2 separate regions of the Homo sapiens genome follow, and region 1 is linked to region 2. Evidence: chromatin loops called from intact Hi-C (ENCODE). Cell type or tissue: HepG2. All regions are shown on one strand. Each heading gives the region's core, and the rest is flanking DNA. Links, peaks and the distances in the headings are about the cores only.

Evidence for each region. Peaks named below come from ENCODE experiments on the same cell type or tissue, not always from the same donor. Only the 100,000 strongest peaks of a DNase experiment are listed, where the experiment ranks them.
Region 1: a loop joins it to region 2, with 5 times the contacts of the local background. A loop is called at or near these places in 1 of 110 quality-filtered maps.

Annotation. Positions count from the first base shown.
Region 1 is chr22:46,796,640-46,802,019 of GRCh38, forward strand. It overlaps TBC1D22A (TBC1 domain family member 22A), which reads left to right. Exons shown (of 13, transcript NM_014346.5): 4 at 805-981. Among named protein-coding and RNA genes, the nearest start is that of TBC1D22A, 37 kb to the left of the region's middle. RefSeq lists an enhancer at 1,678-2,178. In HepG2, for the core only: a CTCF peak has its summit at 2,140 (motif pointing right); DNase peaks (open chromatin) are centred at 2,072 and 4,882.
Region 2 is chr22:46,933,616-46,938,995 of GRCh38, forward strand. All of the region lies in intron 8 of TBC1D22A (TBC1 domain family member 22A), which reads left to right. Among named protein-coding and RNA genes, the nearest start is that of TBC1D22A-AS1, 20 kb to the left of the region's middle. RefSeq lists enhancers at 1-140, 674-1,873, 2,240-2,805. In HepG2, for the core only: no CTCF peak of the experiment used is centred there; DNase peaks (open chromatin) are centred at 1,486, 2,286 and 2,916; H3K4me3 peaks cover 2,454 bases.

The sequences.
Region 1 (5,380 bases), core at 255-5,254, 140 kb before region 2:
GGGTTGCTGGGTGGAACGTGCTGTCTCACCACCTGCTTGGATCCCCCTGGGCCTGTCCGTCTTGGGGGTCAGTGGGGCCATGGTGGGCAGCAGCAGAGGGCGGGAGGGAGGGCGGGCAGCTTGTACTCTAGTGCCACTGCGGTCACTGCCTGTGGTGGGGTCTGGGAAGGTGCCATCCCTCACCTGTCTGGCTTCCTTTGTTTCCTTGGGATGAGGGTCCCTGTGGGACCTTCCTCCCAGGGCACTGGTGAGACCCAGGAGGGCCAGGCAGGTGGCGGGGTTGGGCACGCTCTTGAGATGGCAGGTGAGAGCCCTCGCAGCGCCCTGGTTCCTGCTGTGTCCCCACTGTTGCCTTCTGTCCTCAGCACCTCTGCAGGCTTTCTCCTTTCCCTCATGGTAACTCACGGGCTTGCCCTCCGCACTCAGGCCTGGCTGACCCGAGGGCACCGTCCTACACAGACCCTCTGGGTCATGTCACCTGGGCAGGCCCTGATCTGCCACCCCAGGCACTGGTGGGAGCCTGACCTCCACACAGCCCGAGGGGCCCTGGAGTTTTCTGGCTGTCATTGTGTTGCTTTTATGCAAGGTGGTCCATTTTGTTGGTGAATAATACTCTGCCAGTGAAGCGAGTGAATTTCAAAGGTGTCAGTTCCATGTTATTGCTCAAGAAACCAAGGTCCCCACTGCTGAGTGATGGGAAGAAGGGACCCATCAGCATTCACAAAGGGACAGTGGCACAGCAAGGAGGAACGTGTAGTCGGGAGGAGCGCCCTCACCCTCACCCCCATTCTCTCACCCCTGCAGAAAGTGCCAGCGATGCCGCCCCTCTGCAGAGGTCCCAGTCTCTCCCACACTCGGCCACCGTCACGCTGGGTGGCACATCTGACCCCAGCACTCTCAGCAGCTCAGCGCTGAGCGAAAGAGAGGCCTCCCGGCTCGACAAGTTCAAGCAGCTGCTTGCCGGCCCCAACACGGACCTTGGTAAGCACCCTGCCCTCTGGAGGACACACACAGACATTTCTTGCTGTTTCTGAAATAGATCACATCTTAAAGGATTCTATGTATGCTTATGTAATGCACACGCGTCCGTGTGTAATTTGCCTTGCAGGAAGGTGATGTTTTCATGTAATATTTTCAAGTCAGTCACTAAGGTAGTAGCAATTTGTGCTTTAGACAAGTTTTGTTAATGTTTTTCCCATGCAATTTGAAAATGTATTTTGCGTTCCTTTTTGTTTTCTTTTTTTAAAATTTGAGACAAGGTCTTACTCTGTTGCCTGGCTGGAGTGCAGTGGTGTGATCATAGCTCACTGCAACCTGGAATTCCTGGGCTCAAGCAATCCTCCTGCCTCAGCTTCCTGAGTATGTGGGACTACAGGATTGTGCCACCATGCTCACCAGATTTTTTAAACAATTTTTTCTACAGATACGGGTCTGCCTGTGTTGCCCAGGCTGGTCTTGAACTCCTAGGCTTAAGAGATCCTCCTGCCTCAGCCTCACAAAGCACTGGGCTTAAGGCGTGATCCACCACGCCTGGCCCATTCTGTTTTCCTGTTGTCCCATTTGCACTCTTTATTATTGCTGCCCTTGGTGAGCCCTTCGAGGCTGGCCAGGTGGACATCCTTGTTCTTGACAGTATTCTGAAGACAGTGGCTCATGGGGGCACAGCGCTGGTGACCATCAACTCAATCTGCTGGTTTTGTACTTTCCTACCATGGGGCTTGCAGTCATCAGAGGGTGACAGGCTGTGAGCCCTGCAAGGGGGCAGGGGTGAGGCTGGGGCAGAGGGGCAGGCCCACAGGGCAGAGCACAGTCACCAGTGTGACTCTTCCTGCGCGAGTTGCTTCCAGGCACACGCAGTGCCCATGTGGACTGCCGTGGCCAGGCTCTGTGGAACGCACTTGCTTTCAGTTCCTCTGGTGGAATTCCTGCTGAATCCACGTCCTTCCTTTCCCTATCTCATCTTTGTGGAGTGCCACTCTGGCTAGGTGTTTGCTAGACGCTGGAGCTCTCGGGAGGACCGGAATGTGGCCTTGGTCATGAGATTGCTTCATTGAGGGGACAAACCTGTATCACACAGTTATGACTGGTGTCACTGTGGCACTCTAAGAGCCAGAGGTGCAACGCCTGGCTTGGCCAGGAGGTGGCGAGTGGCGCACGCGGATGGGCCGCCAGGAGCCACGCAGGAGCCATGCAGGGGCCATATAGGAGCTTGCAGCAGCCGGGCCTTCACGCTCAAGCCCAGGGCAGGGAGAGGGTTTCCGGGCAGAAGCAGCGGTTCAAAGGGCATGGCTGAAGCTGTGTTCTCGAGGCGGGGGAGGGCTCTTGGAAGGTCTCCTGGCTAGAAGGACACAGCTCTGAGTAGAGTTCTCAGAGTGGGTGGTTGTTTCTTCCTTATGTTTGTTTTTTTTTGAAACAGCAACACTTGCATGTGTTATAACATGACACAGCACAGCAGGGTGTATGTGAAAATGAGGCCTGTCCCAGCCCCCACCTTCCCTTCCTTTCCACAGCTCGAGGTGTCTCCTTCCAGCGATGGCCCATGCATCTGTTGTTTTAAACGTTTCGTGTTGATGCAATTCAAACTTGCAGAACAGTTGGCATGAATAGTGCCAACAACTCCCATATGCTCTGTACCCAGAATCACCAATTGTTTACGTTTGCCCATTACCATTCTGCATGTGTGTGCCTGTTTTTGTGTGTATATATACATTTTTTTCCTGAACCATTTGAGAGTCAGTTGGAGATATATCCCTTTACCTCTGAAACCTTCGCTGCATATTTCCTAAGCACAAAGACATTCCCTCAGTATCATCACAGCACAGGGGTCACAATCAGGAAATTTAACGTTGACACAGTACTATTTTAACACTTGTATTATTTTCATCCACAGTCCATAGTCACATTCTGCCAGTTGTCCCAGTAATGTCCTTTCCCTCTTTTTTCTTAGTCCAGACTCCAGTGGGGACCATGCGTTCCATTTGGATGTCACGCCTCTGTCTTCTCCACTAACCTGGCGCAGCAGCTTTGCCGGTCTCTGCATTTCCATCTTGACACTTTAGCAGAGCACGGGCCAGTGATTTTGTGGGATGTCCCTTGGTTTGTGCTTGTCTGATGTTTGCCCACAATGAGATTCTGATTGATAATTTTTGGCAGGAACATCACTGAAGGGATTCGTGTTCTCCTTGGTCATCACAGCGGGGGCACGTGGTGCTGGTGGGTCCTCACGTTGAAGATGTGGACTCCGATCACTTGGTTGAGGTGGCGTCTGCCAGCTCTTTCCACTGAAGAGCTCCCCTTTTTCCTTTGGTGATGAAGTGCTCTGTAGAGAGATGCTCTGGGGTCTGTGCATTTCTACAGTGTATTTCTTTGTCCCCTTGCACGGCAAGGCAGTTGTGCACCTCACTTTTTAAGGGAATGATACATTTTCCCATGGCGTACGTGGAGAACCGCCTTAGTCTTTAGAGTGCCCTGTAACATGCCATCCTATGGATTTCCCCCGACTTGACTGCACCAGCCCCTGCGGTTGGGCAGCGGGTTATTCCTAACTTGCTATTATTACAAACAACTTGAGAACGTTTCTTCAGGCGCCTGAACCTCCTTCTGTGATGGTGACACAGAGCATCCCTAGCCATGGGTGAGGCGAGAAGGCAGTGTGGGGGATGGGTCTGTGAGTTCGCCTAGAGCACCAGGTGTGGAGGTGTCACCCACCAAGACAGGAGATAAAGGTAGATCGTGCTTACGGGAGTCTAGTCTTGTAGTTGACGTACCCATCTTGGCCACTTCCTCTTCTAGCATGCCAGTGCCCCTTCTCTGCTGGCTCTCCTGCCTCCAGGGTGGTGTGGAGATTCAGAACCACGTTGCACCTGGGAGAGTGGGTCCTGGAGCCGGGCTGCCTGTGTGGAGAGCTGGCTCCACTGGTTACTCGCCACGTGACCTTGAGCCAGCTTGGTGATGATCCTGCTCTCAGAGTTCTTGTTTGCGTGATAGACATGATGAAAGCGGTGCTCATTTTGCAGTTTAAATGAGATAGTACATATGACATGCTTAACAGAGTGCCTAGCACATACTAAACACTCAAAAATGTTAGTTATTTTTATGGTTGTTGTTACGTTCATTTGAACTGGCCTTTTTATCTTCTCACTTGATTTTTGTGCTATTGACGTATATGGTCACTTTTGTGGTCATTGACGAGTCAAGGACTTACAGATGTTTTCCTGGTTGTGTCCTGTGGTTTCCAGCAGTAGGCAGGTGGAGGAGAGACAGCTGGTGAAAGCAAGATTTGCCTGATGGGAACCCTGTGCTGGGTCAGGCTCTGAGTACCCACCTGGAGCATTCTGGAGGACTTTGTAATTGAACCAACTTTTGGAAATTAAAATCACACTTAAAAGTAAAGCTTTCAAGACTTGTAGGAAGATGGGAGTATGTAGGGCTAGATTTTAGCACGTAAAAATCAAGTATTTTGTTAGGTTGAGGGGACTGTGGGTTTTTTTCTTTCTTTATAATTCTATGTAAATATCAAATCTAAAACCAAAAAGCTAAATGCAGAGCTTTCAAAGTTAAACGATGACTGCATTTGTATTTAGTAGCAAGAGAAAACATCGCCAGTAAATTGCCTGTTTTTATAAGGCAGTTAAGATAGCTTTGGAAGACAGTGGAATGTACTTTCTTCACATTACATGAAAGACGTAAGTGGCAAATATTTGCCAATGTTGGAGAAGCAAATCACTGATGTGAGAAGTGCCTACAGAAATGAGTCTACCTGCTGAATATCATTCTGTCCAGCGGAGTGCTGTTTTTCTTTGTTTAGCTTACGCTCTGTTATGAGCCTGGGGATGAAAGTAGCAAATAGAACTTAATAGCTCATTTTACTCTTAGCATTGGCTCAATATTTACTCACACAAAGACTGCCTGCTTTGAAGCCCCGGAAAATGACACTCAAGTTGGTCACATGTATCTGGTGAATGGTAGTGCGATTTGGTAACATGTAGAACACGCAGTTTCCTGAGGACCGTCTAGGGCCTGCCTCGCAGCAGTGGGGCCTCGGAGGGCAAACTGTGTGTGGAGCTCAGCTCTGGCCCTCAAGGCTTTCGAACGGTAGGACAGAAGGCACGACGACCCGTCCGTCAAGGAGTGGGGCCAGGCCACGGCTGTGTTCCACTTCCCCTGAGGGGTGACCATCCAGTCTAGGCTTTATGAGAGCGTGCTGATAGATGGAGGTCAGCGGGAGAGGGTGTTTTGGGGGTTGGGAGGGCATGAACAGAAGTTTGGAGCCGTACACCTTGGCAGCACTAATACGAGTAGATGCCCCCTTGGTGTCCGTGGCTCTAGGGCAGCCGTGAAGGGGCCTGGGCCCTTGGTGACAGGAGGAAGCAGGTGCGGC
Region 2 (5,380 bases), core at 260-5,259:
AGAGACCACTGGGGGGGGGTTGGCCCCCTGTGCCAGGGTGGCACTGGCCGGCAGCCTCTGCACTCAGATGCGTGTGTTCTCTCTCTGCACTGCCCGGGGCGGGTGTTGACTGCAGCCACGTGGCCCCTGAGCACGGGAAATGTGACCAGCACCACTGAAGGTTCAGTTCTGTTTCATTTTCATTTATTTCAAATTAAGTAGCCACACGTGGCTTGGTTCTGGTCTTGGGAAACACAGCTTTAGTGTGAGAGGAAGCAGAGGTGGGGACAGGGGTGTGGGGATGAGCCAGGCTGAGTTGAGGCTGTGTGGCCAGGTGGTCTCCAGCGTTTAGCCTTTTCACACTTGAGAAAGCTGGACTCCCACTTTGTGGGGTGTGGGAGTTTATATTTGATATGTGCCTTTTAATATTTTCTTTTTTCTATTTGCTTTTCTTGCCATCTTTATCTTCTCGAAAGGAAAAACAAAATGGCACAGGCAAGGCTTTTTGACCCAGTGAATGGGTGAGTTTGCAGACTTTTTATTTCTCATGATCCAAGTAAGGATTTGTAGTTTTCATGATCAAAATTAAATTTTCTCTTTGCAGATAACTAAGGAATCTACTTTACCTTGAAATTTTAAGTACCAGGGAAAAAGGACATGAGAGTTATGTGTTTATCAAAAGTGGAGACACTCAAGTGCGTAGCAGAAGGCACTGGGCTTTGGAGTCCTGGAAACCTCGGTTACATTCTCAGCCTTCGTGCTCTGGGGTGTGTGGTACGCGTGGGCACGCACCCTTTCTCAGTGCCGTAAACTCGGGCCAGTGGGAGTAGTGAGTATCTTGGAGGGTTGTTAGGAAAGTTAAAGACTCCAGTGTGCAGTTGGCTGTCAGCAAATTGCAGCTCCTTTCACTTGCCAGAGAGAGCAGGAGTCTCTCACCATCCCCCAAATCGTCTATACTACTCTTGGGGAAGACTCTTCTTTTTTAGGACTCACTTCATAAGACGGCAAGGACTCTGCCATTGCAGTCCCTTGGCAGTAGTGATGGAGTCCTGAGGGTGAGGCGCGTCCATGCTCTAGCCCGGGGACACGTCACCCACTTCCAGGAAGGGTCTGCTCTAAGTCTGTCTCCTCTCTGGTTCAGTGCAGGGCAATGCGTGCCGCCCCCGCTCAGCGTTGCCTCGAGTGTTGGTGTTACGCTGCTGGAGAGGGAGCAGCTCATGTGAAATATGGTCTGCCCACCCTTCGCCTGTCCAGGGGCCCTCCCTGGGCTCAGGGGCCATCAGCGTGTGGTGGCCACAGCGTTTTCACAAGGCCAGCTTGCCTGGTGAAGGGAGAGGGTGGGGAGGGGAGGTGAGTCTCCTTTAGAAAGCTGTTTGATATCATGGTTAGAGGTTTGGTGGTTTCAGTTAACTTGATTTTCTGTTCAATAGGGGCCTGGGTGTGCTGGGCTTCCTCTGAGTGTCTCATCATGCAGGTTTTCAGGGTGAGTCATCTGTGTGTCAGGCACAGCTGGTCACTGATATGACTCCCCAAGCAATGAAGGCATCAGTAGGTTTCGAAAGTGGCCTTAAGAAGGTACAAGTAATATTACCTCTGATGTCAGCCAAGCAGAGTAGAGTCCAACATTAGCACCTTCTCTCCTGTAGCTCACATTCAGAGGGCTGGGACGAAGCCCCTGTATTTCAGCAAATTAGAAACTTTGGTTGAACATTCAGGACTCTAAGTGATATCCTGGAGTACATGAGAAAAAATGGGAATTCTTGTTAAAAAGTGAGTCAAAAAAATTATAATCCTGAAGTTGCCTCTGGGTTACTGAGTTCGCACAGTGAATTCAGATGCACCCCCACTCCCCCGCAGCCCCTGTCACAAGGGCCGTATGGGCAGTTTGAAAATACAGTTAGAAACCATGAAGCTTCAGAAAGTTCTTGGAAAATGACCAGTCATTAAATGGATTCAAAGCTCGAAGTTTGGGTGACATTTCTCCCTGTGATTCCGTCTCGCCCCCCTCCTTTCCGAGTCTAGGAGTCTTGCAGCGGTCACTTCCCCAGGCGGCTCTGCTGCTGTGCTATGGGCCGTCTGTGGGCTGGAACCAGTTAGACTTCCTCCCTGTCCTTCTATCCCATTCTCTTCCTCAAAGATGCCCGTGTCTCTGTAGCCTTTGCTGTCGCGCTGTCTCCTGGGCCCTCCTCTGAACTCTGAACCCATGTCTCTGTAGCCTTTGCTGTTGTGCTGTCTCCTGGCCCCTCCTCTGAACTCTGACCCCGTGTCTCTGTAGCCTTTGCTGTCGCGCTGTCTCCTGGCCCCTCCTCTGAACTCTGAACCCATGACTCTGTAGCCTTTGCTGTTGTGCTGTCTCCTGGCCCCTCCTCTGAACTCTGAAGCGCTGTGCTTATGCAACTGTTTGCTGTCACTTGATCACTGTCAGCATTGGATTATTCTGTCCTCATCAGCTTTTGAGTTAATGCCAGGCTCTGAGTGCCTCATCCTCAGCACTGTTCCACCTTAGTGGAGAATTTATTAGGTGCCAGAGGGTGCCGGGCATGTGCTGGTCACCTTGACACTCATGGTTCTTTCCTTGAGTTGTCCCCTCACCTGTGATGGCTGTAGGGACTTGTTGCCTTTGCGCTGTGATTGGGTGAGGCCTGGGAGCCTCAGTGTGGTGGGTCCTCCTGGGGCCAGGCTCCTCGCGGTTCTGCACGCCCTCTTCCTGGGGCCAGGCTCCTCGCAGTTCTGCACGCCCTCGTCCTGGGGCCAGGCTCCTCGTGGTTCTGCATGCCCTCGTGGCTCCCCGCACAGCCTCCCTGCTGGGGAGCTTTCAGGATTCCTCCAGAAGCAACTCAGAATATACAGGCAGTGCCCCAAACAGTACATAGCACATCTCTTTAATGAACTGTGCCCGCTGGGGCCTGGGGCCAGGGCCGGCATTCCCATCCTCCTTTGATGATCTCCATTACCAAACAATTTTGGCGGACAGCCTGACAAGCGGAGCGTGAGACAGACTCATGGTAATTATGGATCTTTCTGTCGGATTCTGGACAAGGGCTGTCAGTTAACCGCTCAGGCTCTGCAATGGAGCCCTGAACAAAAGAATCAGGTGTGAACGGGAGCCTCACTCTGCGAGGACACACAGCCCAGTAGGGCAGAAAGTTATTCTTGAGTATTTACCAGGCTGGCAAGGAGCAGTATTTACCCTGCTCTTCGTAAGCCACACTGACCTAGTCTGCAGCAGTTTTAAAGTTTTTAACTCAAAGTAAAAACAAAACTACTCACCAAAAAGCAAACTCACAAAAATAAACGAATGAGACTAGTCTTGGGGACTGAAAATTGTTTCAAAATCTCTAAGTGTACAGCTGTTCTTGAGATTAATGTTTTCAGCTGACAGTCATCATGCTTGGCTTTTTTGTGGGGGGCAGTGACAGATAGGGTTCTTCTGTGGTCTCCTGAGGAGGGCCGCAGGGATTTGCATTCCGGCACAGGTATGCTCTGCGCTTTGCTTTTGTTTTGAAGAAAGGCATAATCTCGTGTCCATTTTAGGATGTTTGAACATTTCAAACTATTTTATAAGGATTGATGTTTTGTGATTTTTATCCTGTTCTTCAAAGAACAAGGAGAAAATCTTATTTTTAAAAAATAGAAGAAAATGCATTCTAGCCTGCAGTTACCACATGGACCCACCGCATCTGTGGGGAATCCAGGATATACAGTTCTGCGCCACATAATGACGTTTCTGTCAACACTGGATGGCGTATACCACAGAACTGTGTGCGAGCTGGAGAATTCCTCTCACCTGGTGACATCATGGCCATTGTAATGTCTTAGCAGCATGCATTAACCACGTGTTTGTGCTGATGCTGGTGTCAACAAACCTACTGCACTGCCGGTCTGTAAGAAATGCAGTTCATAATACTTGATCATGATAGTAAATGACTGTGTTACTGGTTTAAGTGCTTAGTATACTATAATCGTTATTTTAGAATGTAATACTTCTAAAAAAAAAGTTATTTAAAAAAAAAGTTAACTGTAAAACAGCCTCAGGCTGGTCTTTCAGGAGGTATCCAGAAGAAGGCATAGTTATCAGAGGAGACGATAGCTCCCTGTGTGCTGTTGTCCCTGAAGACCTTCCAGTGGGACAAGGTGTGGAGGTGGAATTAATGTGATATTGATGATCCTGTGATATGAATGATCCTGACCCTGTGTAGGCCTAGGCTAATGTGTGTGTTTGTATCTTAGCATTTAACAAAAAAGTTGAAAAAGTAAAAAAAAAAATTAAAGACAGAAAAAAGCTTATAGAATAAGAAAATGAAGAAAAAATAATTTTGGTACAGCTGTACAATGTATCTGAGTTTTAAACTAAGTATTATTATAAAAAAGTCAAGTTAAAAAGTTAATAAAGTAAAAAAGGTACATTAACTAAAGTTCATTTATTACTGATGAAGGAAATTAATAATAATAAATGTCGTGTGGCCTAAGTGCACAGTGCTCGTGAAGTCTCCAGCTGTGCACTGTAATGTCCCAGGCCTCGCAGCCACTCAGCACTCACTCACTGACTCACCCAGAGCAACTTCCAGTCCTGCACGCCCCACTCATGGTAAATGCCTTAGACAGGTGTACAGTTTTTTGTCTTCACTACTTTATCTGTAGTGTACCTTTTCTGTGTTTAGATATGTTTCGATACACAAAAACTGACCTTTGTGTTCATTTGCCCGCAGTATTCACTACAGTAACACGCTGCACAGGTTTGTGGCCCAGGAGCAACAGGCTATACCATATAGCCTAGGTGTGCAGTAGGCTTCGCTCTAGGTGTGTGTAAGTGCACTCTGTGATGTTAACGATGAAATAGACGAGTGATGCATTTCTCAGAATGTGTCCCTGTTAAGCAGTGCATGGCTGCATGATCACATCTTAATGGTATTTTTTTTTATCTTTATCTGGAAACATTTTGCTGTTTTCTCTTTCTTGATATTATTTTATCATTATTAATCAGTTATTTCTCTCTTTTTTTTTTTTTTGAGGTGGAGTCTTGCTCTGTTGCCCAGGCTGGAGTGCAGTGGCACAATCTCAGCTTACTGCATCCTCCACCTCCCGGGTTCAAGCAATTCTCCTGCCTCAGCCTGCAGGGTAGCTGGGATTACAGGCACCTGCCACCATGCCTGGCTAATTTTTGTATTTTTAGTAGAGATGGGGTTTCACCATGTTGGCCAGGCTGGTCTCGAACTCCCGACCTGAGGTGATCCCCCTGCCTCAGCCTCCCAAAATGCTGGGATTACAGGCGTGAGCCACCACAGCTGGCCAGTTATTTCTCACTATGGTAGAAATGGACTAAAATAATAGAATGGGAGAATAAGAGATGGCATCAAGAATCATGTGATAGTGGAATAAACCATATCTTTTATATGATCCT